Linked DNA regions of Mus musculus: all the other regions are linked to region 2. The links are chromatin loops, found by intact Hi-C in ENCODE. Cell type or tissue: heart. All regions are shown on one strand. Links, peaks and the distances in the headings refer to the core of each region. The heading gives the core; the rest is flanking DNA. Region 1 overlaps Efcab5 (EF-hand calcium binding domain 5). Region 2 holds the start of Slc6a4 (solute carrier family 6 (neurotransmitter transporter, serotonin), member 4). Region 3 overlaps Nsrp1 (nuclear speckle regulatory protein 1).

The links. Hi-C counts contacts between places; a loop is a spot of excess contacts. Peaks named below come from ENCODE experiments on the same cell type or tissue, not always from the same donor. Only the 100,000 strongest peaks of a DNase experiment are listed, where the experiment ranks them.
Region 1: a loop joins it to region 2, with 8 times the contacts of the local background. A loop is called at or near these places in 28 of 42 quality-filtered maps.
Region 3: a loop joins it to region 2, with 4 times the contacts of the local background. A loop is called at or near these places in 14 of 42 quality-filtered maps.

The regions. Positions count from the first base shown.
Region 1 is chr11:77,087,446-77,098,106 of GRCm38, reverse strand. It overlaps Efcab5 (EF-hand calcium binding domain 5), which reads left to right. Exons shown (of 18, transcript NM_176965.3): 18 at 7,616-8,192. The coding sequence ends at 7,809. Among named protein-coding and RNA genes, the nearest start is that of Nsrp1, 14 kb to the right of the region's middle. In heart, for the core only: CTCF peaks have their summits at 4,450 and 4,653 (motif pointing right); DNase peaks (open chromatin) are centred at 916 and 4,656; H3K4me3 peaks cover 423 bases; H3K27ac peaks cover 403 bases.
Region 2 is chr11:76,992,625-77,003,285 of GRCm38, reverse strand. Slc6a4 (solute carrier family 6 (neurotransmitter transporter, serotonin), member 4) reads right to left here and starts at 4,689. Exons shown (of 14, transcript NM_010484.2): 1 at 4,611-4,689. RefSeq lists cis regulatory regions at 4,783-4,790, 4,984-5,217, 4,767-5,217, 5,695-6,634, 6,712-6,733 and promoters at 4,639-4,983, 4,639-5,217, 4,639-6,844. In heart, for the core only: a CTCF peak has its summit at 5,814; a DNase peak (open chromatin) is centred at 5,815; H3K4me3 peaks cover 2,317 bases; H3K27ac peaks cover 375 bases; H3K27me3 peaks cover 4,931 bases.
Region 3 is chr11:77,065,754-77,076,414 of GRCm38, reverse strand. The region is part of intron 2 of Nsrp1 (nuclear speckle regulatory protein 1); the gene reads left to right. Among named protein-coding and RNA genes, the nearest start is that of Mir423, 7.1 kb to the left of the region's middle. In heart, for the core only: a CTCF peak has its summit at 5,485; no DNase peak of the experiment used is centred there.

The sequences.
Region 1 (10,661 bases), core at 846-8,845, 96 kb before region 2:
CTGAGTTTGCACATGTTACTTGTGTTTTGCTTCTCCTTTATCCCCAGAGCTGTGAGATTTTGTGGTGAGAAGCCTTGGTGTGGCTGTTTCCACCCATTGGTCTGGGTTCTTGCTGGGTCTCTTCAGTTGTGAAATCTAGGTCCTCACCTCCTGGATACCTACATACATAGCATCAAGGGTGCTATTACAGCTGTGCAAGTTGTGCGCTGCACAAAGCCCCCCCCCCCACCCACACACACACCTGAGTGGGCAAATGTCCGCTCACTCTCTAACCCGATTCCACTGACTGAGCGCTGTGCCTGCCTTGACTTGATGCTACGTCTGCTTGGAAGGGGGCATCTTTTTCTTCACAAACCTCTTCTCTGCTCAGCCAGCTGGAGGGTAGTTCATGTATCCAGCACAGGTGACCTGGAGGCTGATGGTGACCCTCCTCTCCCTTCCTTCTGTTCCTTCTTTCTAACACTTTATTCAGACATTGGGTCTCCTAGACTCAATCTTCAAAGTGCTATTTTTAGTGGGTAGAGTACAGCTTAAGTCGTAGAGCTGGCGTGCACAAAGCCCTAGGCTTGATTCCCCATGTCTGCAAATAGGTAAACAAGCGTCCTGGTTTCTCTCCCATCCCCTGCCCTCCTTTGTGCTGCTTTTACTTTTCCTATTTATTTATTTATTTATTTATTTCTCTGTTTTTTAAGTTCTTACCTGCTAAGCTGTGGATTGGGGCGGTGTGAGCGAGAGCCCCTGCACCTCTGTTCACATTTCACCTCGGGTCTCCCAGGGCACTGATGATTGCAGTCTTGCAGTGTTCTCCTCCCTCTCTTTCTCCTTTGGTGTTTGAATCCCTGCATCTCCACGTGATGATTTGCTGGTTTGAAGAGTGAAGTGACTTCCTGTGTGCACGCTTCTCTAAGTTCTTTATCTTGGACCGTTGGCTTCTGGTGGGACTGGATTCTTCCCTTACTGTCTGGACAGGAAACAGCCTCTCTTCCCAACTCCTAGGGCCTGAGGGGGAGTCTGCGGGCCTCCATATTTAGAACATCTCCCAAGGGTCCTGCCATGTTCACTGGGGAACTGCACTCTTAGTCCCCACTCCCAAGATGTTACCCTGAGATGAAATGAGAGGAAATCACCCAGCGCTGCAGGGGCAGGGGCATTACTAGGTCTCTCACTCTTTCCTAAATGCATCTGGACACCTCTCTGAATCCAGTGAGGCTGCTGGGCTAGGCAAGTGTAAGCCTCCTCCATTGCTGGCTTATCCTCTCTTCTCCTGTTAGCATTGCCGCCCTTCGTCTCTGCCTGCTCCCCAAACTTTATTCCTTCATCCTTCACTCAGCCACTTTAAAGGAATGTTGGCTCTGTGCCAGGCTCTGTCTTAGGACTTTGGGGACCAACAGAGAATAAAGCTGATTAAAGTCCCTGCTCTCAAGAAGCTCACAACTCCAAGGTGGCTCTTGCATGCTATCAGGAGAGTGAGAGCCTATCTAAGACAAAAACAGAGGAAAGCAGAGAATAAACAAGGCAGGGCTGGGATGGAGCCGGTGGCAGAGCACTATGCTCACACAGACACACACACAATCACACATACATACATCTCACATAAACACACTCACACAGGGCAGTAAACATAACAAATATATACCTTGATAACAAAAAATAATAATGCTAAGGAGCTGGAGAGACAGCTCAAAGTCCAAGAGTGCTGACTGGTCTCTTCCAGAGGACCTGGGTTCAATTCCCAGCACCCACATGGCAGCTCACCACTGTCTGACTCAAGTTCGAGTGGATCTGACTCCCTCACGTAGGCATATGTGTAGACCAAATACCAGATGTACATTAAAAAATAATAAAACTGTTTTATAAATTCGTGATAAAATAAGTAAGCAGGGTAAGGTGATTGGGTGGCGTTGGTGGGAGACAGGGAAGGAGTGTGGGATGGAGTTTTGTTTTCTCTTAGGTGATGTGGTGGATCTCACCTAAGGTCTTGTGTGAAGCAGTTCAAATATAAATAGATAGTTAAGAGAGACCTTGTCATACGGTAAGATTTAAGCAAGGAACTCAGCTATATGGATCCGTCTGTGGCGAGTACTTCAAGCAGGGCAAGGAACCAAAGCAAAGACCTTCTAAAGCAGGAATACACGGTGTGGTGAAACAGGGAGGACACTGTGTCAGGAGCAGAGCAAGAGAACTAGAGGCACATAGAAGGTGATGGGTGGGGCAGTGGGCCGAATCAGTCAGAGTTTCACACTGTCCAAACAGACTGTGAGAAAAAGGATAAGCTGGAGAATTTCGTGACATGGCGTATGCTTTCAAAGAGTCACTCTGATGGCCAGGATAGTGGCTCCCACTCCTAGCGCTTGAAGACTAAGGCAGAAGAAGGAGTATGAGTTCAAAAGTCAACCCGAGTTACATGGCAAGACTCCACCTAAAAAATAAAATCAGGAAATATAAGGAACTGGGCAGGGTAATGCTGACTTTTAATTCCAGCACTTGGGAAGCAATCACTGTGAGTTCCAGGCCAGCCTGGTCTACAGAGTGAGTTTCAGGATAGCCAGGGTTAAAAGAAGAAAAGAGGGACAGGAGTGGGGGAGGAGAAAATAAGACCTCTGTTAGAAAGGCTTTGTGGTGGGGGAGGGGCGGGGGGGGGGGATAGTCAGCGACCAGTCAGCGGGGCTGCCGGCTGCTGCAGGAATGGAAGGTGGGAGTGGTGCCAACAGAAATGGTGAAACACGGTCCAGTCGTAGCGCATGTTAGTACAGATTTTGTTGAGACGTAACTCCACAGCTTGGGTGCAAAATGTGAATAAAACAAGAGCCAAGGTTGACGCCATGGTTTGGAGAAATGGAGAGGCCATTAGTAAAACTGGAGGACGCTGTAGGGTGGGGGTTCTGGTGGGGGAAGATGAAGAGTTCACATTCGGGGGCTCAGCTGCTCTTGCAGAGGACTGGAGTTCTGTTCCCAGCACCCACATGGTGGCTCACGGCCACCTGTAACTCCTGTTCCAAAGCATCCAATGCCACCTTCTGACCTCTGTGGGCACTCACATGCACACACACAGGCATGTGCACAGCACAGCACACACACACACAGGCATGCACACACACACACACACACACACACACACACATGCATGCACACACAAATAAATAAATATAAATACTTTTTAAAGAGTTCACACTTTGGGGCTGGAGAGATGGCTCAGTGGTTAAGGCACTGACTGCTCTTCCAGAGGTCCTGAGTTCAAATCCCAGCAACTACATGGTGGCTCACAACCATCTGTAAAGGAATCTGATGCCCTCTTCTGGTGTGTCTGAAGACAGCTACAGTGTACTCATATACATTAAATACATACATACATACATACATACATACATACATAAATACATAAATCTTTTGTAAAAAAGAGTTCACACTTTGGCAAGCTGAGGTAGAAGTGCATATTGAATATCCAAGCAGAGAACTGAGTAAGTCGCTAGAAAAAGAAATGGGAATTTTGGAGAAAGCTCTAGGTGGAGATTTGTTGGCCAATCGGTGATTTGCAAAGGGGGAAGAGGAGTGCAGACAGTTCTTGGAATGTCTTAGCACCGAGGGAGCATAGCAGCAGGTTTGACAGCCACCAAAAGTCTGGAGGTGGCTTCACCAAGCCATGAACTATGTAAACTCACACATTTGATTTATGGCTGCGTTATGAGAAGTCCAGAGTGTGTGCTGTTGTACAGCAATCGTGCTCACAGTGGGAGTGGCGGGGCTGTGTGCTGCAAGAACTCGGGATTCATCCTGGAACAAGCTTCCACTCAGCTGGAGTAACTCAAAACACAAGCTGTCGGCCTTGTTCAACACGGATCCTTTCCTGATAGGCCTGGGAGGGGCCTGACGGTGCCTTTGGGGTGACATTCATATCAGCAGGGACACATTAAGACCCCAGCTATCAACACAGAGTTCCCTTGCCTATGTAAAAACCTAGCTGGAACTTACACGCATATCTCCTTCCAGATGTGCGCTCCTGGGCTGACCTTCAGCTTACTGTGTCCAGCAGTAATGCTAACTGCGTTTTAAAATGACTTAGGGGTGTCTAGCATTTGAAGTAGAGAGTTAAAGCTAACACGGCGGATGGGAGAGGAAAGCTTTCAAGAGACACTGCTGACCTTGGTTAGTTGGCTGGAAGGAAGCACTTTGGCTTTTGAACTTGAAGTTAAATACTTCAGTCTTTTTGCTCTGCCTGTTTTTATTAATTGTCTATACTTCCCGGAGGATTTAGCTTAATTAATCCAGTGTCAAAGCAGAGATCTACAAATTGAGGTTTAATTTAAAAACATGCTTTTTATAGTCCGATATTTCCAGCATAATGAATTCCCTGTGTTATTCAAAGTTTGATTAAAGTGGGACCTAAAAATACCCTATTAAAAGCTTACTGAATACACCCCTGAAGGTTATTCGGTGGCTTACTCTGAAATCCTTATAGCTTAAATGTACCTAAAAACTGCTGTAAGCATTGCTAAGGCAAGTCAAAATGGTCATAACTTCATAGAATCTTGGAAGAAAGAAGAAAAGTAGACAGACTCTTGAGAATTGCTGGGGGGGTGGTGGGGGGGGCGGCGGGGGGCGGGACGGTCAGTCACCTGTCTACCGCAAGAGGGCAGTAGCAGCCAACAGTAATGTTCCCGAGATGGTAGCGGAGGGCTCTTTAGAAGCCCCTGTAAATACATCCTTCTCTGCAAAGGAAAGGGGAAACAGAAACTACTTCCCGGGCAGTTCGGAGCTTTTGTCCCTGGTAACAATAAAACAGGAAATGGGCAACAGGGGTCTTGAGAGAGAACGACCCTTCTCTCCATCCTCATGTCCTTCAATCACCAAAGAGGTGGTGACTGGGGTGTTCAGCCAAGAGCACCGACATCCATTGATGGAACAGAGCACTCTCTGAGGATTTGGGACACACAGAACAATCTGTGGGGAGCTGTTTTATCTCAGAAAATTAGTTGGGACGGGTACTAGGAGTGTCCTGGGGCGAACTTTGTGTTTATTTAATTTAGATGTATAACACGGGAACATTAAGATAATTAGAGTAATCTTTGGAAACCTGTAATATTTCTTTGTAAAACTTCCAGGAAGCTAATTAGCACAAAGAGGGATCAATGGTGACAAACGTGCCCTCTGTGTTTTAAGTAGGTATTTTTATTGGTCTAGAGTTATCCATAAAGTGAGATGAATCAGATGTTTCTAATGTGTTCTCATGACTAACATCTGTTCTTGTTTTTATTCATAATTGTCACTAATATTATTGAGCTGTAATCTGGAAAAACTTTTAGGACTTGAAATAAAGAAATTAAATTATTCCTTAATTTAATGTTGTTTCAATTCAACATTTATTGAACACTTACAATTGAATGAGAAAAAACAGTGCCCCTCTGTGTGTGTGTGTGTGTGTGTGTGTGTAAAAAGAGAGAATGTTAGAAAAATTGCACCGACATGTTTTAAAGTCAGCTTCAAATAAAAAAGGAGATGTAACTATTTTTTTTTTTTAATTGTATGAGCCTTTCCTGTTATATGCTACACCTTAGCTCACAGGGATGCCTTCAAAACCAGGCTAAAACCAAGCCCAGTTCAGGGAAACTTGCTTGTTGTATTGGTAGGTGACAGGAAGTAAAATATGTCTGGGGGTCTATGTGATGGCTCAATGTCGCCAAGCCTTCCAACCCAAGTTTGATCCCTGGGCCCACATGTTGGAGGGAGAGAACTCCTTCAAGTGTGTTCTCTGATCTGCACACACATGCTATGGCACATATTCACACACACTACACTCCCATCAGTAAATAAAACATAATAAAAGTGTTCTGTTTTAAAATTCTAGTAGATGGTTGAGATTATGGTTAAGCTTCTCTTAGCGATATTTAAAACTCTCACTCAGTTTCATGTGTATACATAATGGTTCGTTCAACTCAAATCAGCAGGTCTTTATCTGGATCAACCCTGAGTTAGACTAGGAGCCACAGTGATGAATAAAACTCGTTCCGTGCTGGGAGGAAAGAGACAGCCCCTCTTGCATACTGTCTCATTTGCTCTCATAATAACCCTGCAGTATTGTCCCTATTTTACAAAAATAGAGCAAGTAAATGATCTGTTTAAGATCACAAAGTCAGTTGAGATTGAGCCAAAATTAGAACCCAGACCTATTCAACTCAAAGGTGCTCCTTCTATTGGACCAGTCTATCTAAACATTAGTCATTGGCTCCTGGGAGTCTATAGGAATGGCATCTAACAGTTTTCAATAGTTGGCAGTAACTACATATCTGGGAACAATTTTTAACTAGAGAATATTTCAAATATCATAGTATAAATAATAAGTACTGTGTATTCATTGTAAAATAATATTCTATAACCAACCTTAACAGGCCTTGTTTGAGTTAGGTTCATTTCACTTTGCTTTACAATGCTGGAAAGTGGCCTAGGGTTTTGTATGTGCAAGGCAGGCACGCTGCCATTCAGCTACATCTCCAGCCAAACAGGGTCTCTCTGAGTTGCTGAGGCTGGCTCAAAATTGTTATCTAGCTTAGACTAACATCAAACTAGCAAACTTCTTGCTTCAGCCTGCCAAGGAGCTGGGATTACAGGGGTATCTTCATGCCAAATCTGAGTCTGATATTTTGTTTTGTTTTGCTTTGCTTTTAAGATATAAAATATAATAGGAGCAGTCAAGATTTTCTACACCTCTGATCCCATTCTCTTTTCTCCTAATGTGATCATGAATTTGGGGCTTATCACTTTTATGCCTGAGTCATTCCTTTTACTGTAACTCTTGTTTGTCTTCTTTTTTTTTCCCTTCGGGTTTTTCCAGACAGGGTTTCTTTGTGTAGCCCTGGCTGTCCTGAGACTCACTTTGTAGACCAGGCTAGCCTCAAACTCAGAGATCCACCTGCCTCTGCCTCCCAAGTGCTGGGGATCAAAGGTGTGCGCCACCATGCCCGGCGTTTGTCTTCTTTTAAAAGATTTATTTACTTATTTATTATATGAGTACACTGTTTCTGTCTTCAGACACACCAGAAGAGGACATTGGATCCCATTACAGGTGGTTGTGAGCCACCATGTGGTTGCTGAGAATCGAACTCATTACCTCTTGGAGAGCAGTCAATGCTCTTAACTGATGAGCCATCTGTCCAGCCCTGTCTTTTTGTTTTTTGATATAAGGTTTCCTCTGTGTGGCCCTGGCCATTCTGGAACTCACCCTGCAGACCAGGCTGGCCTTGAACTCAGAGATCTGCCTGCCTCTTGAGTGCTGGGATCAAAGGCGTGCGCCACCACCACCTGGCTTCCTTTTACTGTATCTTTATGAAGTAATATATCTTACAGGTTTTTAAACCTTTAAGGGTTATACCCAAATATATACAAGATTCTACATATTCTATGTGTATATGTGTGTGTATATTTTTTTTCAGTATTATGATGTATGATCCCATTACATGAGAATATCAAATTCTATCTACCTTTTAAATTTAAATATGTAAACAAGATACTGCTGTAATTTTGATTCACAACATAGCTAATGAGTTTTAGTCATATTTAAATGTGTTTCTTCATAATTAAAGTACAGTATTATCTAGACTACCTTTTCCTTTTCTTCATGCAGCTCATTCTCGGACTGAAGTCTGGAATTTCAGGAACATTGTCATTGAACTCCTGTATCACTGGATAAACATCTGTCTGACTCTCATAGAGCTAAACATGCGACAAGATGTTTCCATTATCCCGCCATTGCCCAAGAAGAGTGCCACCTCTATTTATGCAATATCCTCAGAAAGATCAATCCGAGAGAAACTTTAAGGACTGGTACTGTGTCGGGACATGTTGATTGTGTCCAATGCTGTTAACCATGAAATATTTTCAACTGGAAAGAGTACCCCATAGATATATTCTGCTCCCAGATACTCACCCCAGTACTCTCTAAAGCCAAAAGTGCTACCTACCTAAGGGAAAAATTTTATCTAAAGAGCATGCATTGATGATGACCATAACCAGAAGCACCAGCGGAATACGTAATAGAATGTATTTCAGTTTGAGCTTCCTGTATGACAGACTAGTATAGCTGTTTGGGAAGTTGCTTTCCATTAATTTAAATAGCATAATAAAGAGTACTGGGGGTCTGGACAGTGAGAAATGGCAGCTTTTACATCAAAAGAGTACCAAACAATAAAGAGTTTAAGAAGTGGACTTGTAACTGGTTTTTGGTTTGGGTTTTTTTTTTTTTTTTTAGAATTTTTTCATAGATTATCCAAACACTACTTCTCCATCTCTTCTTCATCTCTTCTTTCCTTAACAATTTAAAAGTCACTTTTATATTTCTGGTTGGTTGGTTGGTTGGTTGGTTGAAACAGTATCTCCATATATTTCTGAGACTAGCCTGGAACTGGCTATGTAGCCCAGGCTGGCTTTGAACTCCTGATATTCCTGCCTCAGCACCTTGAGGGCTGTGAGAATAATTATGTACCCTGCCATAAATATCATTTCAATGAACAGGAAATGTTTGTCCATGGCTCACAGAATAAAGAAAACAGCAATTTTTATTAACAAAAACTTCTCAAGTTTGTAACTACAAAAGAATGGATATTTGCTCAGAGCTTGTTATTACAGCAAACTTTACTGCTGTGTTGTAAGATTTCATCTTTGTAAGAAAATATCTTACCCCATTTTTAATAAAATTGGGAAATTAAACTTTACTTTCTTTATTAGGTGACAGACTGTGATGTGTCCTGAGTGTCTTATAAGTGGAGATTGGCAGCCTGTACCCTTTCCTGATAAGACACCAGTGTCATTAGCAGCTGTCTTGTCTCAGATGAACTCATGACCAGCGTTTCCACTCTTGGCCACTTCGTATTTGGAGGGAAGCATTTTCAGGCATTTGCAGCAACATTTCTAGCAACAGTGTTCCTGAAGATATTAAACTGATAGCCATATATCTGGGTGGGTTCAGAACAAACTTGTAAAAACAGACGATGGTGCAGGCAGCTGGGGAGAGGCGGGCCAGAGAGGCTGTTTATATTGTGGTTATGGGAATTAAATTCACTCTGGCTTAGTGATAACAGATACCTTATATTTTCATCACTTTTTCTTTGTAATATTTGAGTTATCTTTATTTTACGTGTATGAGAGTTTTGCCTGAGTATGTGTTTGTGCACCCTGTACAATGGAGTAGCTGAGAGAGCCAGTCACAGCCAAATGTGCACGAGCCATTCAAGTGCTAGGAATTGACCTCTTTTCCTCTGGATGAGCAGCCAGTGTTCTCAACTGCTGAGTTGCATCTGGCCCTGGGGATGCAGCCCAGTGGGTAGTGTTGTTGATGAGCAAGCACAAAGCCCTGGGATTGACCCCCAGCACAACATAAAATCAGATGCGGTGGCATACAACTCCAATCCCAGCACTTGGGAATTGAAAGCAGGAGGACCCAAAGCTCAATGTTCTTCATAGTAACTTTGGGGCCACCACTTTCTCAGATTAGCTATCTTTGCTTGTAAAAGCTCCTCACAGCTGAGCTCATTGATGCTCCCCCGTAGGAGATGTGGAGGATGGGGCTCCCACCTGAGTATCTAGCCACCCCTGCCAGTCAGTTGTTTGCAATTCTGACATGGGGTGGGGGCTGGAGTAAATAATGCAAGCAGGGATGGCCTAGGGGAGGAGACTCCAGCAGTGCAACCATGGAAGAGTCCATGCTGGGTGCAGACCTTCTGTGTGGCTACTTTTAAGGTCCCCTATTGTATTAGTCAGGGTTCTTTAGAGTCACAGAACTTACGGATAGTCTCTATATACTAAAGAAATTTATTGATGACTTACAGTCTGCAGCCCAGTTCCCAACAATGGTTCAGTAGTAGCTGTGAATGGAAATCCAAGGATCTAGCTGTTGTTCAGTCCCACACGGCAAGCAGGCGAAGGAGCGAGAGTGAGACTCCCTTCTTCCAATGTCCTTATATGGTCTCCAGCAGAAGGTGTAGCCCAGATTAAAGGTGTGTTCCACCACACCTTTAATCCCAGATGACCTTGAACTCGAAGATTTAATCTTCTGGAATCCATAGCCACTATGCCTCAAGATCTCCATACCAAGATCCAGATCAGAAACTTCTATCTCCCAGCCTCCAGATAAGGGTCACTGGGAAGCCTTCCAATTCTGGAGTCATTCCAAATATAGTCAAGTTGACAACCAGGAATAACCACTACACCTATGTTCCTACTCATAACTCCTTGACAGTGCTATGTAAAGAAGCCGCATAAACTCATTAGTTTCCTAGGTGAACCTTGGTGGAATGGTACCTCTTTATAATTGGGACTTTAGGAAGAAGGATAGGCGTTTACATCTCCCCCAGAGAAAGATATGGGATATGGAAGGCCCTAAATAAATAACTTCTTTTTTTTTTTTTTTTTTTTTTTGGTTTTTCGAGACAGGGTTTCTCTGTATAGCCCTGGCTGTCCTGGAACTCACATTGTAGACCAGGCTGGCCTCAAACTCAGAAATCTGCCTGCTTCTGCCTCCCAAGTGCTGGGATTAAAGGCGTGCGCCACCACGCCTCGCTAATAAATAACTTCTTTCAACTGACAAGATCAATTAACTGAATACAGTCAGGTGTATTAGTCAGAATTCCCTAGAGTCATCCAACTTATAGAATGAAACTATCTCTCCCTCCCCT
Region 2 (10,661 bases), core at 1,702-9,701:
GTTTGTTTCACAGAGCTGGGGATAGACCAAGGCCTTGCCAACTGCTCTATCCCTGAGCTGCACTCTGCCCAGAAACCTAGATAAGACAGGGATGTCCCCTCTGCAGGTTTGCTTTTCCTCCCTTGCAGCATATTAAAGACACATGGTCGTGTGACACAGATGTGATTAAATGCATACCAAGCAAGGGGAGGGAGCCAGGAGAAATGCTCACGTGCTTACTGCACAAGCCTGGGATCCCCAGCACACACAGCAAAGTGGGGAGAGGTGGCAGAGTCTGAAACTCCAGCACTGAATTGGTGGGAGGTTTGGGGCACGGGGTTGGGGGGAGTGAGAGGATGAATGGTGAATACAGGAAAATCTCGGGGACCCCCTGGCCGATCAATCTGAGAGTTTTAGGTTCACTGAGAGGCTATCTGAAAACATAAAGTGATGGTGGAAGACACCAGCAATCGACCTCTGGCCACATGTGCCCACACAAGCAAGTGCACCCCACACTCATGCATGCACACTAGTGCACAGGGCGGAGAAAGAGGAAAGAGAGACAAGACAAAACAAGACAGCCCTCCCCACAAAGTAGTTTATAAGCCAAAAGCTAACCCCACCCACTAAAGGAGGAATCACTGAGACAGGCAAGTGACACCAGGCAGATGCTGGGTTACCAACCTTCTAGCTGTTTCTATGCCTGATTAGAGCAAGCAAACCCTTCACCAGGTGAGGGAGGCACATACTTGCAGAAGTGACTGATTTTTGACCTTTTGGGGCTTGGTTGAAGATAAGGTCTTATTACGGAACCCTGGCCAGCCTTAAACTCCCAATCCTCCCTCCTCTGCTTCCCTAGTCCTGGGATTGCAGATGTGAGTCACCAACCCTGACTTTCATTTGAGATCTGGGAGAAGAAAACTTAATTCCAGCCCCTCACCCAGGGTTGGGGACAGGGACCGCTCAGCACGGCTCACCCTCCCTCAGATCTTTCCTCCTCCTCCTCCTCCTCCTCCTCAGTTCAGCTCTGCTCCTCAGAAACAAGGAATATGATCATTGAGACATTTAGCTAGGGGACAAGGTCTAAGCCTGGCTAGGTCCTGAGAACTATGGCATGGGTGGCTTTTCCTCTATGGTCATTCTGGCCTCTCCACTCCCTCATTTTAGGCCCCTTCCTTACAGGGGGATGGTTGGGGGTGGGGTGGGAAGTATTTAGGTGAATAATGCAGTTTACTCGTTTTATTCCACAAGTCAGAGACAAAGGAAACAAACTGTTTTGGCTTTTCCCCCTTGAACACGTCCCAGAAGGCCACACAAAATCGTGAGAGGATAGTCCCAGACTCGATCCTCCTAGCAGCTGGCCTGGGCTCCAGGGTCTCTCAGAGCACCCAGCTGTTCCTGAGCCAGCCCCAAAGCAACCTGAGGCTATCCCCTGACCCATGCAGCCCCCCTCACTTCTGTCCTCATTACTGTAAATGATGTCATGAAAAAAATCAGGCCTTGGGACTCCAGGACCCCTTCCTCCATGCCTGGGGAACTGAGACCTATCCTCCACAAATCACATGCCCAGGGTGCTGCTCTGGCTTTGCACAGTCACAGAATTTGTCCAGTTGTGGAGTTTAGCAACTTATGACCTCATACCTAGTATGTCCCTTAAGTCCAGCCGGGTTGGGTGGGAGCTTGGGAGCTGCTGCCAGCTTCTATAGGAAGCCAAGCAAAGAGGGCAATGAGAACAAGGCATTCAGATGCCACCCAGCAGCACCCCAGCAAAGCCTACTGACTTTGTCCCTGTTAGAATGGGGAAAAAAGCACTTGCTGGTTTGTGTCGTTAACGGTCTGTAAACAAGTATCTAACTTCCCAATCTGGAGAGGAAAACACTCACTCACACACACCAGTCTTGAGGAGCCAGCCAGGCAGAGCTGTTACTCACAGATTGGCACTTTCTGAATATGGACCAAAGTCACTGCCAAGAGGTCATCCTGGAAGTAAGGTGGCTGTGTTGGCCCATGGTGAGTCTCATGCCCGCCCCAGCGATCAGCTGCCCCTCTGTGCTCTGGGACCATCAGGGAATCAGGGATGTTAGGTTTCTTTTTAAAAAGTAATTTGATCCATTTTCTACCTGGGACTCTCCTAGGAAGATTTTTTTTTTTTTTTTTTTTTTTAGAACGCTGTTTTGTCTAAGGAAGCATTTTTCTTGGAACTGACCCCTGGAAGACAAGCTTTAGCTGTACTCAGGTAGGAATAAGCAGGTGTTTTGTCAAATGTGGGTTTCCTACCGGTGCCTCATTGGCCAGACACAAAAACCTCAGAGGGAGGGGCCAACCTGGAGATTAGCAGAGAAATCAGTAAGTGTATGCTCAGCTAGCAGGGCTCACTCAGGAAGTCCAGAACTCCACCCACTAGCGGGGCATGGTTTAGGCACAGAACATAGAGGAGTCTGAGTGTGCAGAGCCTCTGCCCTTGGCCGAAATACAAGAGGATCCCAGGAGGACTCCATCTTAGAGCAGTGGTCCTGGCCCGTAGGTATTTTGCACCATGATTATATTTTGTGTTTTGTTTTATTTCAAAGAGGGCTGTTAGAACCTTAGCCACAAGAGCTTGAACATTGTTTCCAAGGTCCCTCTATTTCCTCTTACTCAAAGCCTTGGTTCATGAGCCCCAGAGGACCTCCAGTGTTACTGAAAACAGCTAACGCCCTATTTGCCTTCCCAGCATGAAATGACTGCACAATAACCCACCTGGCCATTGGCATTTTAAGAATTAAGTCTGTCAAAGCAGTAATCCAAAGTAAAACTCAGCTTCCTCCGACTGCCTTGTGTGTCCAAACGGTGCTACTCAGCAAGTACAACCTAGAGATGGCTGTGAACTGGCTTTATTTCCAGAACTACCCGTGTTTCTCTTGGGTGTGGGCACCCAGAGTATTTTGTAAGCCTGCCACAGAGCCCAACCCATGTCCCTAAACTCCACAGTCACCACCCATCAGGGAAATTCTTCCACATGCACCCCACACACACACTGCTCCCCAATCCAAGTTCCATCAAAATGCTCATAGGATTCTAAAATTTCCCAAAACATCGTGGATTCCATTAAGATATTAATATATCCCCCTTTTCACCCTGGGGATATATATTTGTTACATATCATCCATATAGAAATATATAATATGGTTTTTTTTTTCTTTAACTGGAAACTGAAACAGACTTGAGTCTTGAGTGCCCAGGCTGGGAATTCCCACTCTGAAATGTGGCCAACCGAGTGTCATGAATCCCAGGTTTACTGAGGAGGAGTTTCAGCTTGCTCTTGTTCAGGCTTAGTAAGGAAAGCTCCATACCCAAATGAACAAGCTGCTTGGGGGTGGTCGGCTTTGTTTTGCTTTGGAAATGGGTCTTGTGTAAGCTAGCCTTGACTTAGCTAAGAAGCTGAAGACAACCTTGAACGCCTGAACAGTACAAGTATGCCTTAGCACACAGGGCAGAGTCAGTCTTTCTTTCTCTCTTCTTACCATGCAAAGTCTCTACAAGGCTCCAACCCAGGAGATTTCAGAGATTAACTGCCAGGCTAGGTCCCTACTTTTCATGTAGCTTAGTGGTACGATGTCTGCTCCGGGTACAAAAGACCCTGGATTCAAGCCTCACAGCTGCCCAAAACAAGTAAGATATTGCCTGCACTGCAGAAGAACCCGCCCATCAGCCTTTTCTGGAGCAGTACCTCTCGCTGGGGACCAGGGTGGGAGAAGGAAGCTATCCACAGCTCCACGAAAAAGTGAAGGGCCATAGTCAGAGCTGTTTCCCCCTCCATGTCCATCCAACAGCCTCCAACGCTGTCTTGGCTCTCTATTACTTTTAAACAAACCCCAGTGTTGTTGTTTTCTCAGACATGTTTCCCATGTAACTGAAAACACATTAAATATTTGATTTCTCCCCTTACTACGATGAGAGCTAGCAGGTCCATAAATAATCCATTGACCTGGTTCATTTTTTCTGGACAAAAAAAAATGATCATAAAAATACATACACACCCTTCAAATTCTTGAGCACTCTTAACTAAAAAGAATAATTCAATATGCAACACACACACAAACGCGAAAAAAAAAAAATCTCGGGCCACCAACCAGCCTTTTAGAAACACCCCCGCCTCCAGCAACTGTTGGTTACACACTTTAGTATAGCACAGCCCACTGGTACTTCCATAAATTCTGAATGGCCTGTGAGCTGTCTGAGTCGGCTCGCGCTCCGCAGTGAGACCATTCGAGCGCACAGAGAGAGGCTTGACCCTCTTAAGTGTCTCTCAAAGGTTTCTCTGGTTATTTGGGCATTTGTGTCTGCCAGCGTCTTTGCATAAAGCCACCTACCAGCCCTTGTCTCAAAAGTAAAGCCCAAGCACGGAATCACGGCTGGAAACTACAGCAACTTTTGCCAAAAAGCGAGGCTGCGCTGGGCCAGCTCTGGGTCTCCAGGGTTTCCATCGGGTCCCTCGAAAGGACCCTGCGCGGTGCAGACAAAGGCACCCGAAATCCAGGCAGTCAAGCGCGGGGACCGAGGGCTTCTAGAAAGAAGCGTGGGTTAGAGACAAAAAAGAAAAGAAAAAAAAGAGAGAAAAAAAGAATAAGAAGAAAGGGAAAGCGACCCACCTGCGGGAGGCGCGGCGGCGGGTCCCGGGCTGCGGAGGCGGCTCGACCCTCGCGCCCTCGAGGCACCGGCGCGGCCGCTGGAGTGGCGCCGCCCGCCGCGCTATTTGTACTTGCGGCCCCTCACATGGTCTGATCTCTAGATAGCCGCCGCCAAAGAGCTCCGCAAGAATTTTTGCGTCACTTTGAGACCGAAGAACTTTGTTTCTCTGCTACCGCAGCTGGAGGGGGGGGGGGGAGGGGCGGGGTCCACGCTCCCTGTCCGGTGGGAGGGCGGCAGAGCCCCCCACTCATTCCTGCACATACAGCAGCCAGGGCGCAGGGCCGGGCAGGGCAGGGCAGGGCGAAGGATCTGACTCTTCTGCTTTTGGACTAGTGTGGCTGGAGGATGCTGTACAAAACGAGGTTCACTTCTGCCCTTACCAAATCTGCCCTAAATTACGTTAAGGTCCTGCTCCGTGTCACTCCCTAAGAGCATTCTTTCTTGACCACAGCCGATTGCGGACCGTCTTTCCAAGGACTCCTGACTTTGTCTGGGTTCTCTAGGTGGAATGCGAGCTTAGTCGGGAACCTCCCCATCCCGATAGCAGCCTACAATAAGCACCCCCGGGAGGATCTGAGAGTGCTACTTAGCCACAGGAGGAAAATTTTGCAGAGAACATCGGTGTTGGTCCGCGGACCCGCCTGTGCCTGTGGGGTTGGGCACTGGACAAACTACCAGCCTTTCAAGCCGCTCAGTATTTCGACAGGAGCACTGTTTTCAAGTCTATATAGATTGTTTTGTTCACACACACACACACACACGCACACGCACACGCACACACACACACAGCTTAAAAATGAATTTAATGTTATCACATTCTTTTTTTCACCAAAATTACGGGAGCTTTTTTTTTTTTTTTTTTAAAGAGCAGATATGTTACTTATTTTGGACTGTGTCTGAGGCAGAGAAGTCAGGACCCGGGCCGGCCAGCCTGTCTCTTCTCATCCGGCCAAGCGAGTGAGGGAGAGCTAGAAAAGAGGTAGTAATGGCGAGTTCGGTGTCTGCGAGAAAGCCCCGGCGCCCCTTTGTTCCAGAGGGGCTCGAGCCCAGACATCAGAAGCCGCAGCTGGGCTGCGCTGGCACCAGGAAGGGCTGGTTGGTTCACTGTCCGCAGGTGTGGGCGGTTCCCGGCCGCAGGGATCACCAGTACGAGGCTTTGGTGCCACCTAGGCTCCAGGGCCGGGAATGCAAGGAGCGGCCCTAGCGATGTGGGGGAGCGGACTGGCTGGGGGAGCTGACCTTAGGCAGGCCTGGCCATTCCATGACCCGGAGAACCCCAGGGTCCCAGGGTCCTCACTGGGCCCCTCCCTTTCAATGAACACACGTGTCTGCTGTCTCCCTTCCGTGCCTGTAACTCCTGTGCAGACACAAGGCTGCCCAAGAACAAGTTTGTTCTGAGGAGGGGTCCAGGCAGACAGAGGAGCAGGGCGGACTTGAGCATCAGCTAAGACTCCCGTCTCCAATCTGACCGTCCCCATGCGGATTCAGTCTTACCGGCTCACTGCCGACCTTCCCAGGGCCTTGCTCCTCCTGCCCGGTTGCCTCCCCTTACTTAGTAGTACTGCCACATTGTGAGCGCTGAGTATTGGTGACATTTCTCTGAACAGGATGAGATAGATAGAGGCTCAAACCCTCTGCTTGTGGGTTGGACGAGACTCTTAACCACAGTGTCCTAGGCCTTGTCTTGGAGAATGATAGCACTGGTCCGGTCAGACTGGTGTGTGTGGGTGTGGAGAGGCTCTCGGCAGATGCTTCACTTCAGCTGAGACTAGCCTCAGGTGGTCTCATCTCTTATTCCCTGCTGAGGACTGTTAACAGCTGCCCAAACCATGCCCACACCTCATTCCCCACAGCCCCCTGGCCAGAGTGCATACTTAGCCTCCCTCCAACTATTTTTTTTTCCTCTTGCCCTGGAGGCAATTCTGGAGGAGCAACTTAGCCCAGTCTGTCCCACAGTCCCTTCAGCAGACCTGGTCCCTCTGCCTGCAGAGCTGTTTGGCAATGCCGCCCTGCCTTCCCACACATCCTGCCTTCCTTCCCGTTTCTGACACTTGGTAGGGACACAGGGAGGAAATGCAAGACAGACACCCACAAAGGCGTTGCACTGGGCTAGGGAACGCTGCTACAGAGCCGGCAGAAGGGCTGAGGAGACTTGGATGGAGGGGAGGTTTGCCAGGCATTCTTCACTCGCTAGCTCCATCCCAGAGACACGGAAGCCCAGCTGCCACACGCGGCCAGCCTCCACGGCAACAGACACACATTAAATGCACACACACATGCCGCCACCACCATCACCACGAAGACTAGCTGGATTCCCAAAACCCAACGACGGCCAGGACAAAGCCTTGTGAATGCCAGCAGCTCCCTCCGGAAGCTCTCGGTGCCATCTGTCTGTCTGCCTGTGTTCTGTTTACACCGTGACAGAAGAGGAAGCTCTCCCTTCCTTGTGGGCTTCTTCTTAGGCCCAGGAAATGGCTACCACACCCCTCCCTCTCAGGGAATCTCTTGTTTCGGATGTCCACCACAGTAGGCCTGGAATCTCCCCAGCAACCACCTGAGGCTGACCTAGCTAATCAAGATAGAGCGGAAAGAAGGGGTGCCAGAGAAGGCTCAGTTGATGTTAGTGGGCTGACCACGTTAGGGTGTAGGAGAGAGATGAAGGAGGACTGGGCACAGCTCTGGAAATGACAGGAAACGTGTAGGTGGACTTTGTCTTGGTCACTTTTTTCTGGTTTCTTCTCAGCCACTTCTCGTGAGCCCTACCTTTGAGAAGCAGCCCCATCCAAGTACCACACCTCCCTGGACCCCACCCCCACCCCCGGCCTCCTTTGCCGGTGCCTCAGCAGTCTGCCCTCTCACTGGCGTGCCCATCATCTTAACTCCTCTCAGAGCTTACCCAAGGGAGTGGTCCTTCCCCTGCAGCCCATGAGGCTGCACCACGCCCTCACAGGAGGGCCAACGGTGATAATGCTAGACCTCTACAGAGCATCTGCCTGGCACCTGAACAATGTGCTTCTACCACCGGGCCTCATGAGCAACTTGGAAATGTTGAAATAAAATACTTGTCGCTTTAGTGATGTGAGCGGCACTTGCTGTGCATGCTTAATGACTGCTTGGGCTTTTCTAAAAGGAGGGAGGGTGTGAGCCGTTGATGTGGAAACTAGCAAGGGCGTTTATAGATAGGAGTCAGGGGGATGCGACCTTCAGGTTTTCAAGGAACATCTGCTTGTGTAGTCCAGGCTGGTCTTGACTTTGAAAACTTACTGCCAGACTGAGGTAGCCTTCCTAGTGCTGGAATTATACAAGCATCAGGCTTTGAACCAGTTTGCTTGTTTGTTTGGTGTGGTTTTTTTTTTTTTTTTTTTTTTTTTTGGTTTGCTTTTTGTATGTGTTGGTGGGGGGGAACGGAGACATTGTGTGTGGGGGTGAATTGGAGGCCAGAGGTTGATCTTGGTGTCTTTCTCAGTTGCTCTAAAGAGGTTTTTGAGACAGAATCTCTCGACTATTTGGCTAACTGGTACTTCTTCCTAGCACTGGAATTAGAAGCATATGTGTCTTCACGAGGCTTCTCTCTCTCTCTCTCTCTCTCTCTCTCTCTCTCTCTCTCTCTCTTTCTCTCTGTCTGTGTCTGTCTCTCTCTCTTCATTCGTTTAAATACTCTGGGGATTGAACTCTGGATCCTCACGCTTGTTCAGCAAGCACTTTGCTGACTGAGCCATCTCTCCATCTCTGCATCTCCCCATCTCTCCATCTCTGCATCTCCCCATCTCTTCATCTCTGGGCCAAGGTTCTTTGTTTTTATACCCGGCCTACTAGATCCCCTCCCCTATCTGTAAGCAACCTTAGGGTCATATCCTGGTGGTCACTGATTTCCTACTCCACTTAAAGCACTCTGACGTGGAAGTACCCCAAGATTTACTGACAAGTGGGGGGATGGGTGCATATGCACTCAGAGCTAAACTTATGTAGAGATATGGAAGAGTCAGAACAGAGCGAAGCCTTGGTAAGAAAGAACACTGGAGGTGGGAAGAACTCACTATTCATGGTATATCTTTTTTGTTCATTTTGGATTTTTGAGACAGGGTTTTTCTGTGTAGCCCTGGTTGACCTAGAACTCATTCTGTAGACCAGGCTGAACTCAGAGATCCACCTGCCTCTGCTTCCTGAGTGCTGGGATTAAAGGCGTGCGCCACCACGCCCGGTTTACTACTACTACTACTACTACTACTACTACTACTACTACTACTACTTCTTCTTCTCCTTCTCTTTCTCCTCCTCCTCCTCTTCCTCCTCCTCCTCTTCTTCTTCTTCTTCCTCTTCCTCTTCTTCCTCTTCCTCTTCTTCTTCTTCTTCCCCTTCTTCCTCTTCTTCCTCTTCCTCTTCTTCCTCTTCTTCTTCTTTTTCTTCTTCTCCTTCTCCTTCTTTTCTTCTTCTTCTCCTCCTCCTCTTCTTCTTCTTCTTCTTCTTCTTCTTCTTCTTCTTCTTCTTCTTCTTCTTCTTCTTCTTCTTCTTCTTCTTCTTCTTCTTCTTCATCTTCTTCATCTTCTCCTTCTAAAAGATTTATATATGTGTATATATAAAGAAATTCATATTATATTGTATTATATTATATTATATTATATTATATTATATATGCAGATTTACATGTGTCTAGGTGAATGAGTATGTGGCCAGAGGAGTATATCAGACTCCTTAGAGTTGGAATTGCAGGTGGATGTGAGTGAGCTACCCGATGTGGATGCTGGGGACCCACACACGCAGAAGAGCTTTAGTGCTCTTCACTACAGAGCCGTCTCTCTAGCCCACTGTGCACATTTCAGACTATTGAGAATCTGCAGCAGGGGCTGGAGAGATGGCTCAGTGGCTAAAAGCACTTGCTGCTTCAGAGGGGGTGCCCAGCATCCACATGGCAGCTCACAACTATCAGTAACTTCAGTTCAAGGGGATCCAATGTCCTCCCTCCTGGCCTCCGTAGACACCAGACATATGTGTGGTACATACACATACATGCAGGCAATACACTCATACACATGAAATAAAAATAAGTATTTTTTTAAAAAGAATTTGCAGTAATGCTTTTATAATTTTCCCCCCAGAAAAGCAGGTTTTAGATCTGCTAAGCAAGCCTTCTACCAGTGTACCATGGCCCTGCCCCTCAAACCAGCATTCTTTATTTTAAATAATACATAAATCAATAAAAACGAGACGAGAAAGGCATTCGAAGAACCTGAGCGTCTTGCAAAGCTGTCAAGCCCTGGAAAACTACTGGATCCCCTTGACACCATAGACAATGGCCTTCCATGTGGGAGGTGACTCCTCAGCAGCAGTGTCTTTGTGTGTGACAGAGAGGATGCTGTGGGAAGACAGTGCTCCCCTCTGGGTTCAGGGCTGCAGATGTGAGCAGAAGCCATTTCCCCGTGTCTCTGTCTCCCTTCCCTTTCCCTATCCTGGGTGAACTCTCTTGGGCTCTTCTCTCCCTGCCCCCACTTCAGTGACAACAAGACTTTTGCATCTGGGGAGTTCCCCACAGGCCTTTCTTGGTGAGCTGGCTACCCTCCTCCCTGAGGTCTGCGGTCTCTGTGGTCAAAAGTGGGTATACAGTTCCTCTGTAGCTTCAGGCTGTCACAGCCCTCACGGTGCTGCATGGAAGCCTCACATATAGTCACCTTTCTATTTAACAGCTTATTTCCTACCTCAGTGACAGACTTAGCTGGGGATCAGGGAGTTCTCTTAACTCCCCGGGGAGCCTTCCTGCCACACCAGGCTGCTGGAGAAGCTTGGGAGAAAGGGTTTAATAAAAGCTGCCTTTTGTTGTGTATCTTCTAAATACATGCATAATGTTCTGCCCTCTTCCTATCATATAGGTTAAATGCTGAATTATTAAAAGTATATGAGTGTTTCTCATGTTCAAGCAGAGCTTTCATACTTAATGAAATTTAAGATAACTTTTTAATATGGGTAATGTGGAAACCGAGGTTCAGAGAATGTCAGTGGCTTCTCCAGGCTTGTGC
Region 3 (10,661 bases), core at 1,087-9,086, 74 kb before region 2:
CTAGCTGGCTTGGAATTTAATGTGTAGACCAAACTGGCTTTGGACTCATAAGGCTCTGCCTGCTTCTGCATCTGCCCTCTGTGTGCAGGATTAAAGGCCCGTGATTCAGTACCTAGCAGTGTTACATGTCTTTGTTACTTAGGGTACGTGGCTAGGCTTTGTAGGATCTAATTCTGTTGTAAACTGAAGGCCATCTGCATAATGTCGCTTTCAACCAGTTTAGAGTTCATCGACAGAGATGCATGCAAACACTGAGGCAGGCTGAAATGTGGAAAGAAAAATAACTGAGGATTTTTCTGTGCCTACTATACTTTGATCTTCACAATTACCCTCTATTACTTTCATTTTACTGATGAAGTTGGAATTCAAATAGGTTAAGGAATTTTCCCATTACTAGGCCTTGCAGCTCATAAATAAATGGCAAGACCACGGCTCAAACACAGCAGACGGATTAGATGGTTCCGACCGTAAGTCACCAGCTATCCAGCCTGGCAGCCTGAGCTCAGTGTCTGGGTGGAGGGAGAGAACTGACTCTCAGTTTGTCCTCTGACTTCCACTTGTATGTCGTGGCCCCTGTGTGGACACACACACACACACACACACACACACACACACACACATACACACAAGCAAATAGATGCAATAATAAGATTTGAGCACAGGTCTATCAAATTCTAAAATCTACATTTTTTTCCCATTCTTCTTTCTTGCTTTATTTTGATAATAGACCTTTAAAATGTTAGTGAAATAGAGAGGACAAAACCGCTCATTTTGCTGAAGAAATACCCAGGCAGGAATAGGCATTTGGACAGCTTTCAAAGCTGGTTTAGATTTGAGTAAAAAAAAAAAGTGGAGATCATTTCAGATGAGAGAGAACAAAGAACATAAAGTAGAAGGCATTTTTATGGAGTGATAAGTTTAGAGAAGAGAATGTGTAGAGCAAAGAAATGTGGCAGTGAGGCTGTAACAGGTTGAGCCCAGATTGTGGAATATCTTGCACTGTTTGTATGAAATGTCAACTTTACATACGGAAGTAGGTTTTTGAGTACTATGTTTATAGTTTACTTAGTGATGCCATCCCAGCTTTATGTTTATCTTGAGAAGATAACTCTGGAATTGCGAAGCACAAAAGGAGAGAAGAATCAAGAGCTTTAGGCCAACCTGGGCTATAGGTATAATAAGAGCTTGTCTCAAAGAAATGAGTTTGGGGAGGAGGCAACAAGAGTCAAGGGTCTTCTAAGAAATCTTATATGGAGATGAAGATCTAAGCTTTGGTTCCCAAGCTAATGGGAAGCAAAGAGAAAAAATAGACTCTCAGTAGAAACAGGCAGTCCAGAGATAGATGGGAAAGGAACTAGATGATGCTAAGGGTTTATTTCATATTTATTTATTTTGTACGTGGGCACACGTATGCCATGATACTGCCACACACGTGGAAGTCAGAGGATAACTCGGGAGAGTCAGTTCTTTCCCTCATCATGCAGGATCCTAGAGTTTGGGTGTTGCAGGCTGTCGGCCATGGCAGTAGCACCTTCACCTGCTGAGGCAGCCCTTCTAAGAGTGTGTTTAGGTAGCTATGCCTAGCTCGGGATGTAGGGGAAGAGAATTGACATATAGCATATGGGTTTTTCAATACATTGGAAACGTAGATGCAGTTTTAGAATTATTTATAGAATATTTATTCATTTATTTATTTTGGTTTTTCAAGACAGGGTTTCTCTGTATAGCCCTGGCTGTCCTGCAACTCATTCTGTAGATCAGGCTGGCCTCGAACTCAGAAATCCACCTGCCTCTGCCTCCCAAGTGTTGAGATTAAAGGCGTGCACCACCACCCAGCTTTTTCATAGAATTTTTAAAGTTTCCTTTGCAATTTTTATGTATGTATATGTGAGTGGACACACTCTTGCTATGGCACACATGTGCCACTCATGGGACAACTACTGGGGCAGTTGATTCTCCTTCTGTGTCAACCCTAGGGATCAAACTCAGATATAGTGACAATTACCTTAACCCTCTGGGCCATCTCTTCATGTCTGCCTTGCCTTTAAGGTTGATGTGTGTGAGCATTTCTATGCCAGGTGCATGTGTGCAGGTCAGGACAACTATGGAGAGTTGTCTGTCACCTTGTAGTCTGTGGAGCTGACCTGGACCACTCTCCTGTGTTTGTGTCTTATCTGTCATAAGAGGCCGGATCACAGACATGCACCACCACATCTCACTTTTTTCAGGCTGTGTAGCAAGCACTATTACCTGGCAAGCACCTCATTGACTTAGTTTCCCCTTTTAAGAAAGTACTGTGATATAGTCTACATGCCATATATGTCTGTTTTAATTTTAAAATTATATTTATTTAGTGTATGTATTTGTGCATGTGTGTGTCTGTATGATTGTATGCGCCATGGTGCTTGTGTGACAGTCAGTCAGAGGGCGACTTGTAGGAGAGGGTTCCCACCTCCCGAATGTGGGTCTGGGTCATTAGGTTTGGTAGCCCCAGCCCGTTTCACCCTTTTACATTATATGGTTCATTAGTTTTTAAATAATTGTACAATCATTACTAGCTAATTTTAAAGTAGTTTTAGTAGTTTTATCACCCAGCAAGAAAATGGTATCCATTGTAGTTGCTCTCCAAACTGTGGCAACCTTTCTGTTTGTGTGGAGTCTTCTGACATTTCACATAAATGGAGTTTTGTAGTTGGGCAGAGGGGGTGGGAGAGTGTTTTGTCTGGTTTCTTGAAAATTAGCATAAGTATTCTTAAAGTTATAATGCATCAGTGTTTTTTTGGGGGGGAGGGGTGTTGTTTTTGGGTTTTTTGTTGTTGTTGTTGTTGTTGTTGTTGTTTTTTGAGACAGGGTTTCTCTGTATAGCCCTGGCTGTTCTGGAACTCACTTTGTAGACCAGGCTGGCCTCAAAATCAGAAATCTGCTTGCTTCTGCCTCCCAAGTGCTAGGATTAAAGGCGTGCGCCACCACGCTCCGCTTGCATCAGTGTTTTATGCTCCTTTTCATTCCTTTAATTTTTTTAAAGATTTATTTATTATTATAAATAAGTACACTATTGCTGTCTTCAGACACACCAGAAGAGGGTATCAGATCTCATTACGGGTGGTGATTTGGACCTTTGCAAGAGCAGTCAGTGCTCTTACCCGCTGAGCCATCTTGCCAGCCCCCTTCCTTTAATTTTTAATTTTTTTTTTTATTCCTTGCTTTTCTGCAGATAGAACTTGGGACCTCACACATGACTAGTTTTTCTTTTTTTTAATTAACTTTAATTTGAATGTGTGCATGTGTGTGAATGTTGTGACTTAGGCACTTGTGCACACACATGCAGAGGCCGAACAAAAAAGTCAGATGTTTCTTCTGTCGTTCTCCTTACTGCCTTGAGACAGTTTTCTCACTGAACTGGAAGCTTGCCATTAGGATTAGGTTTTCCAGCTAGTGAGCGCCCAAGATCCACCTGTCTACATTCCCCAATGCTGGGGTTATGCTCTGCTTCTTTATGGGTCCTAGGGATTCAAACTCAGGCCCTTATGCTTGTACAGCAAGGGCTCTTACCAACTGAGCCACCCCTTCCCAGCCTTTAGTATTGAATAATGATTCATTGTACTGCATTTTATTTAGTCATTAGTTGGTGTGAATATGAGTTTCTGGCTATCATAAATAATTAGGAACTTCAGTATGTGTATAGATATTTGTATGGGCATGTAATTTTACTTATGTTGGTTATATTCCTAGAAATGGTTTTGCTAGCAGATTTTTTTTCGATAATTATATATTACTAACATTGGCAGAATTATCAGAGTGGCAGCACTACTTTGCTTTCCTGACCGTGTTAACGTAAAGGTTCCAACACCTTACCGTACTGCTGCTGTTTTGAGACAGGGTCTCAGTGTATAGCTTTAGCTGTCCTGGACCTTGCTATTTAGACCTGACTGGCTTGAGACTCAGAGAGATCCACCTGCTTCGGCCTCCCAAATGTTGAGATTAAAGGTGTGTGACACCCCACCCAGCTTCCTTTCTTAAGAGCATCTAGTGGCACCTCATTGTGATTTAATTTGCATCTTCCTGATGGCCAGTGATTTCATTTACCTACTTTTTAAATACTGGGTTGTCATTTATATGAGTTATAATACTTCTTTATGTATTCTACTATAACTTTCTACTTAGATATATGATGTGTAAATACATTTTTTTTAATTTATGGGTTGTCTTTGTTTTCTTGATAATGTGTATTGAAGGATGAAATTTCAATTTTGAGGACAGCATTTTCTCTTGCTAGTGGTGGTTCCATACCTCAGAAAAACATTGCCTAATTGAATGCCACAGAACTTTACATCTATGTTTTCTTCTAAGGGCTCTGTAGTTTTATCTTTTAAGTGTTTAGCCAATTTTGTGTTAATTTTTGTTTGTGGTCTGAAATAGTGATGGAACCTCATTCTTTTGTATATGACTATGTAGTTCTTGCACACTGCACTGTGTGCATTAGATTATCTACACTGTTTCCCATTAGATTATCTAGTGTTTCTATGGCTTATTTTAATACACAAGTTATTCTTTAAAATATTTACCATGGAGCCTATACAAAGCTTGGGTAACTTGTTATTTCTTTTCCCATGAAACAATCATGGCATGTATGCTTTGTAAACAAAGCAACATGAGACTAATGGTGTTATTGTTTGTCTTCTCTGTTGTGAACTGGAGGTGGTAGGAGCTAAACAATGGGCACCCTAGAGTCAGACAAGATGTTTGTTCATGGACCATTTTGCTTTAGCTTTCTTCCTCCCTTCCTTCCATATGGGGACTGTGGTCATGTAAGTGGAGGAAGACTTGAGAAGCCAAGTAGGAAGTGGGGTAACCAGAGAGTAGCAGCAGGAAGACCCAAGCAATGAGAAATGGAGGCATATGATGGGCTTAGGAAACTAGGGACCAGGATTACCTGGTGGGAACTAGGATTAGCCAGATTCTAGAAGATTTTGAAGCAAGTATGGAGATTGAGTTTTAGGTAGGGAGGAAGACATGAAGAAATAGCTCTCGAGTTTTCTCTTAACCTTGGTCTTACATTGGTGGACCTTCCCCACCAGCCAAGGCAAGGGAAATAACGGGTTAATTCTTAATGAACAGGATGTAAAGCTGCCCCCCACCCCTACCCCATGGTCTACTTGCATGAAAAGCATTTGTCTGGTTTATTCCAGCTAAGAATGAACATTTCTTAAATAGATTACTTAAATATTTGTGAAGTCTAAATAATGTCAAAACTTCTTTTTTTCATAACCACTTTAAACAGCTGTAAAATGAGGAGTGCTTTAAAGAATATGTAGAAGCAGACTTTACGGATTCCCTCCCTGGAATAGCATTAGCTACAGCAGGAGAAAAGCTGCTGCAAAGCAAACCTCTTGCTCTTTAGCTTTGTTTTGTTTACTTGACAGCTCATCAGAAACAATTAAAGATCTCAAATTTTAGATCATACTTTATTATCTCCCGTGGTCCAGCAGAGGGGGCACTAGCACATGAGTCCTGTTGTGATGAAGGGCCCAGTTCTGTGGAGATCAGAGGACAAATGAGCTGTGGGTCCTTGTTTGTCCCTTTATTTGAGGCAAGTTCTTTGTTTTTCATATACATATACCACGCTAGCTGGTTCTCTAGCTCTAAGGAATTCTGTTTCTGCCTCCCACCTTGCCATGGGAGCACTGGCGTTAAAGATGCATCCATCTTTAAAGGATTCCAGGATTTGAAATCTGTCCTTAGTACTACAAGCACTTTATCTACTAAGTCATCCTGCAGCCCCATGATTAACTTTGCATAGAAGAATGGTAATCTAGTACTTGTATTTACATGGCTTTTTTAAACTATCAGAACTAATTAGGATTATTTACTGGTTTGTTCAGAGGAGAGAAGATAGTAGAGGCAGTGAAAGGTTCTAACCCTAAGTGAGAATGCTCCATCTAGTTGTCTGAGTGGTTCCTCATCATTACATTGTGTTAATTGCAATCTTCCCAATGTATCTTCTCTCCAATCCTGTCACTACCCCTTTATGCTCATCTTTTGGATTATTTTAATAGCTTTTTAAATTGTTTCCTTATTGCTTTCTCTTTGGATTCATCTTAAATACCAGTGTCAGCCAGTCTGATCTTCTAAAGCATGGTTCTAATCATAGTACTACTGCTTAGTTCTCCAGTCTAATTATGTTTAATGCTTTGACCTTCAAATGACTGTTAGCATCTTCACCTAACTCTTCCTTCCTGCCAAGCACACTGTCATGGCATTAGTTCTTACAGCTATGTTTTTCTTTAGAATATAAGTTTCTGCAGCCATCTCTACATCTCCATACTACAGCCACCTTTCAGAATTGAGAGCAAGTGTTACTTCATGAAATGGTATTTGATTTTTCTCAGTGCACACACCTCCATGTAGGTGGAGGCCAGAATAGGGTGTCTGATGCCCTCTTCTGTCACTATCCATCCATTTCTTTGGAGACAGGGTCTCTGTTTCAAAAACAGAATCTGGGGCTTGGTCTTTCTCATCTGGACTAGGAGTCAGCAAGACCCAGCCATCCGTATACACATCCCTAAGAGCTAGGCTTATGGAGTTGTAGAGATGCCCAGTTTGTTATGTGAATGTTGAGATTTGAGCTCTGGTCCTCATGATTGCAGAGCAGGCTATATTTAACCACTGAGCCATATCTTCAGTCTACTAATACAATTTTATTTACATAAACAGGCGAGCTGAATCTGGCCAATAGCTTTCTGACTCTTCTGGTCGTCATGTTTCTCTGTGTCTCTCTCCCTCCCCTTTTTTCTTTCCCCTCTTCCTGCCCATTCTCTTCTGTTTTTGAGATAGGATCTCATTATCTACCCAAGGCAGACTTTGAATGTGATCCTCCTGTGTCGGCCTCCTGAGTACCACAAGCAGTGTTACCATGCCAAGCCTGTATAGTTATTTTCAGAAGTACCCATGATAACAAAATATGTCATGTGTCATAACAATTCGTGACTAATAGAACAAAGCCATATGTTTTGTAAACCGAAGACAGATTAAACATGAAACTTCCTTTTAGATGTTTATCCATGATGTTACTGAACTCAATAAAGCCTTCTTTCACCCTTACCAATTAAAATGCTGATTTCTAAGAAAAAATGTACATGTGAAATCCAGTATTACAGCATAATGTAGTGTATACAGCTGAAAATTGTTGTTTTAGGACCAAAACAAAACTCTGAAGTAATGTTAAACTAGAAAGCTAAAGTTCATCATCTTAGAGACATATATGCACGTGTATTATGTATTCATACCGTCACTCAGAAGCCGTAGTGTACCACTGTGTATGCTCAGCATTTTCATCCAGGAGTCAGGCACTGAATAAATACTGATAAGAGAAACACTAAAGCCCAGTGTGAGCTAAGAGAGGCATAGATGATAAGAACCAATTCTGAAAAATCTAAGGCAGATTAAAGATGATTATACTAGAATTAAGAAATGTGGCCAAGAATGGTGGCACGAGCCTATAATTGCAGCACTTAGAGAAAGTGGAGGTAGAAGGATCAGAAGTTCAAAGCCAGTCCTGGCTACCTAGCAGTTAGAGATCAGCCTGGCCTGTATGAAATGTTGTACCTACCAAGAGTAAAAAGGAGTAGAATAGTGAATTGATAGAAGACTGGGGTGAGGCTTGGTGGTAGAATACTTGCAGAGCTGTGCAATCAGTCAGGCGACAAAAGCTAAATTTCTAAAATTCTTAAATTATCAAACACCTGCATTTCTGATTTCTGATGAAAAACTAATTCATTTTGAAGCCTGTTTGGCTGGTTAATAATAAGACAGTGTAAAAATTTTGATCTAGCAGATTATTATAATGGAGTTGAATCAATGTTGTAACTTTGGCTTTCATCAGTTATAATCAGATAATATCCTACTACTCTGCATGTGTCTTGTGTAGATCAAATAAATGACAGTTTTTTTTTAAATGCCAAGAAGTTTGGATTATTTTAATGACAACTAATAATGTTAACTCTTCTCATATGCTACTAAACCAAGTCCTATGAGACTGAATGTACTTAAGCAGCAGCGTACACAGTGAAGTGTTTAAAGCAGTTCTGCAGCTATGCTAAAAACCATCCCTGTTGTCTGCCAGTGAGAAGAAAGCAAAGCAAAAAGAGAGAAAAGAATGAGATTTAAAAGCCGGGCGTGGTGGCACATGCCTTTGATCCCAGCACTCGGGAGGCAGAGGCAGGAGGATTTCTGAGTTCAAGGCCAGCCTGGTCTACAAAGTGAGTTCCAGGACAGCCAGGGCTATACAGAGAAACTCTGTCTCGAGAAACCAAAAAAAAAAAAAGAATGAGATTTTAAACAAAACAAAACCAGGCAAGATGACAAAAGACTCCTAGCTGGGAGAAGTAGCTGAGCATGCAGATACTGAAGGTGGATGGGCAAGGAACTCCTTTCCCCAGGAAGAGTGTGATATTGATCTTATGCTTTCTAGATAAATAAAATTACTTTGTAAATCTTGTTTGTATTTATGTCCCTTTGGTCAAATTGATTCATGTTGGGCAAATTTTTTAAAATTCCTTTTTTCCCTTCTGAAATAAAGTGACAGTAGAGTTTGTATATTTCAATTCAGGATTTATTCTCTCTCCATCTGTCTCATTTCCTTCCTTCCTTTCTCTCTCCTTTATTTCTATCTCTATGGTGTCTGTTTAATGAGACACTTTGCTTATACTTTCATTAGTTCTTTAGAAATCATTTCCGTTTTTTGGACATAGTCTTGTTCGTTGCATGTATTGTACATATGTTTTTTGTCTAAAGCTGGAGATTAACGTCATATAATGTAGCAACACAAAATCTCAGAATTCGTTTGCTTTTTAAAATTTACTAATTTTTATTTCATATGCATTGATATTGTCCCTGCATGAATGTCTGTGTGAGGGTGTAGTATCCCTCTGGAACTGGCTGGATCACATAGAATTGTGACAGTGCTTGTGACTACTTTCTCTCTAGTTCCATGGTTTGTAAAATGTGTAATTATTATTAACATTTGTGTGTGTGTTGCTGGTGACTTGACCCAGAGCCACGCATCACTGAGCTGTGTCTCTTAACTGTTTGTGTAGTAACTTTTCTGAACCAGTTCTGCAATGTTTATGACCTTTGTGTTGCTGCTGAAGTCTGTTAACTTAGATGACAGCCACTGATTTATCCTACCAAAACATTGGAACTAGTTAAGTGTCCCATTCTTGTGACAGTGGATTAATTCATGTTATATCAGGCCTGTAGTTTACAGTTCTGCTATAGCTTTTACTCTTGTATAGCTTCAAAAGCAGTTCCAAAATGCTTAGAATCCTCTGGGCTCTTGCCTTAGTTGTATGCGTACATGGCCTTCAAGATCCCTTGGAGTGTATAGGAACTTTGTTTTTATTTTCTGACAGGGTCTCATCTTGTATGTTGGCTAACATTGAACTTGTGATCATCCTGCTTCAGCCTTCCAAATACTAGAATTACAACTCTGCCTCCATGTTTGACTTTCTTTGGGACTTTCAGAACTGTCCCTTTTAGTGTGCATTTTTGCTTGTTTGTTTTGAGATAAATTCTCAGGTTTTCCATTTATCACCCAGGCTGGTCTCAAACTCCTGGACTTGATCCTCCGACCCTGTTCTCTTGTCCTCTTGGGGAGCTGGCTGTAAGCCAACATGCCAGGCTATGGTTAGCATGTTGTTTATTCTAGCTGTCACAATAAATTAACATTAACCTTGTGAAAATAACTCATTCTTGCTTTCCCATAATTTCCCCCACTGTTCTTCACTAGTTCTTTTGCTCTTGCTTTCTATTTCTGAGATTTTTGGCTTTCTTTTTGAGTTTTAAACAAGTGTTCTTAGGGACATTTTTCCCTAAGTTTTGATGGTGGAGGAGTGCTTGCCTCTTGGTTTTATCATTGTAAAACCTACAATAAAAATTGTATTGGGCATTAGATTAATTTTTTTTCTTTTTTCCAGTATTTGTTATTGCTGTGGATTATACTGATAGATTTTTCCCTAAAGTGAGACCACTCTTTTTATTGCTAACATATACCCCACTTGGTCTTGGTATATATGTGCAACTGTTTTTAAATTGTAAAATGTAACACAAAATACATCTTTTGTTAATTTAAAAAATTATTGTGTTTTATGTGCATATATGTATATGCACTGTTTGCATGCCTAATTCCCTGATGAAGAGGCCAGAAGAGGGCAACTGATCCCCTGGAATTAGAGTTATTGAGAGTTTTAAGCTACCATGGGGATGCTGCAAATTGAACCTGTAGCCTCTGGAAGAGTACACAGTGCTCTTAACCATTAAGCCATCTTTCCAGCCCCCACTGGTTTTGTTTTTTGTAGCAGGATTTCATGAATAGTCTGTGTTGGCCTTGCACTTACAATGTGGCCAAGGATAATTCCCCTGCCTCCACCTCTTGGGTTCTTTGTCATCATACTTGGCTTCTTTCTTTTAAATACTAGCCTTTCTAAGGAGTTGAATGCCCTCCCCTCTGACAGCAACTTGAGGAATACACAATCCTCCTGCCTCTTTCTTCTGTGTGCAGGCATTATAATCATACACAACCATACTCATCCCTTGTTAGTTTTAATTTAAAGTACACTTTAAATTTTTTAAATTTTGCTTGGTGCATGCATGCTTGCTGTGGT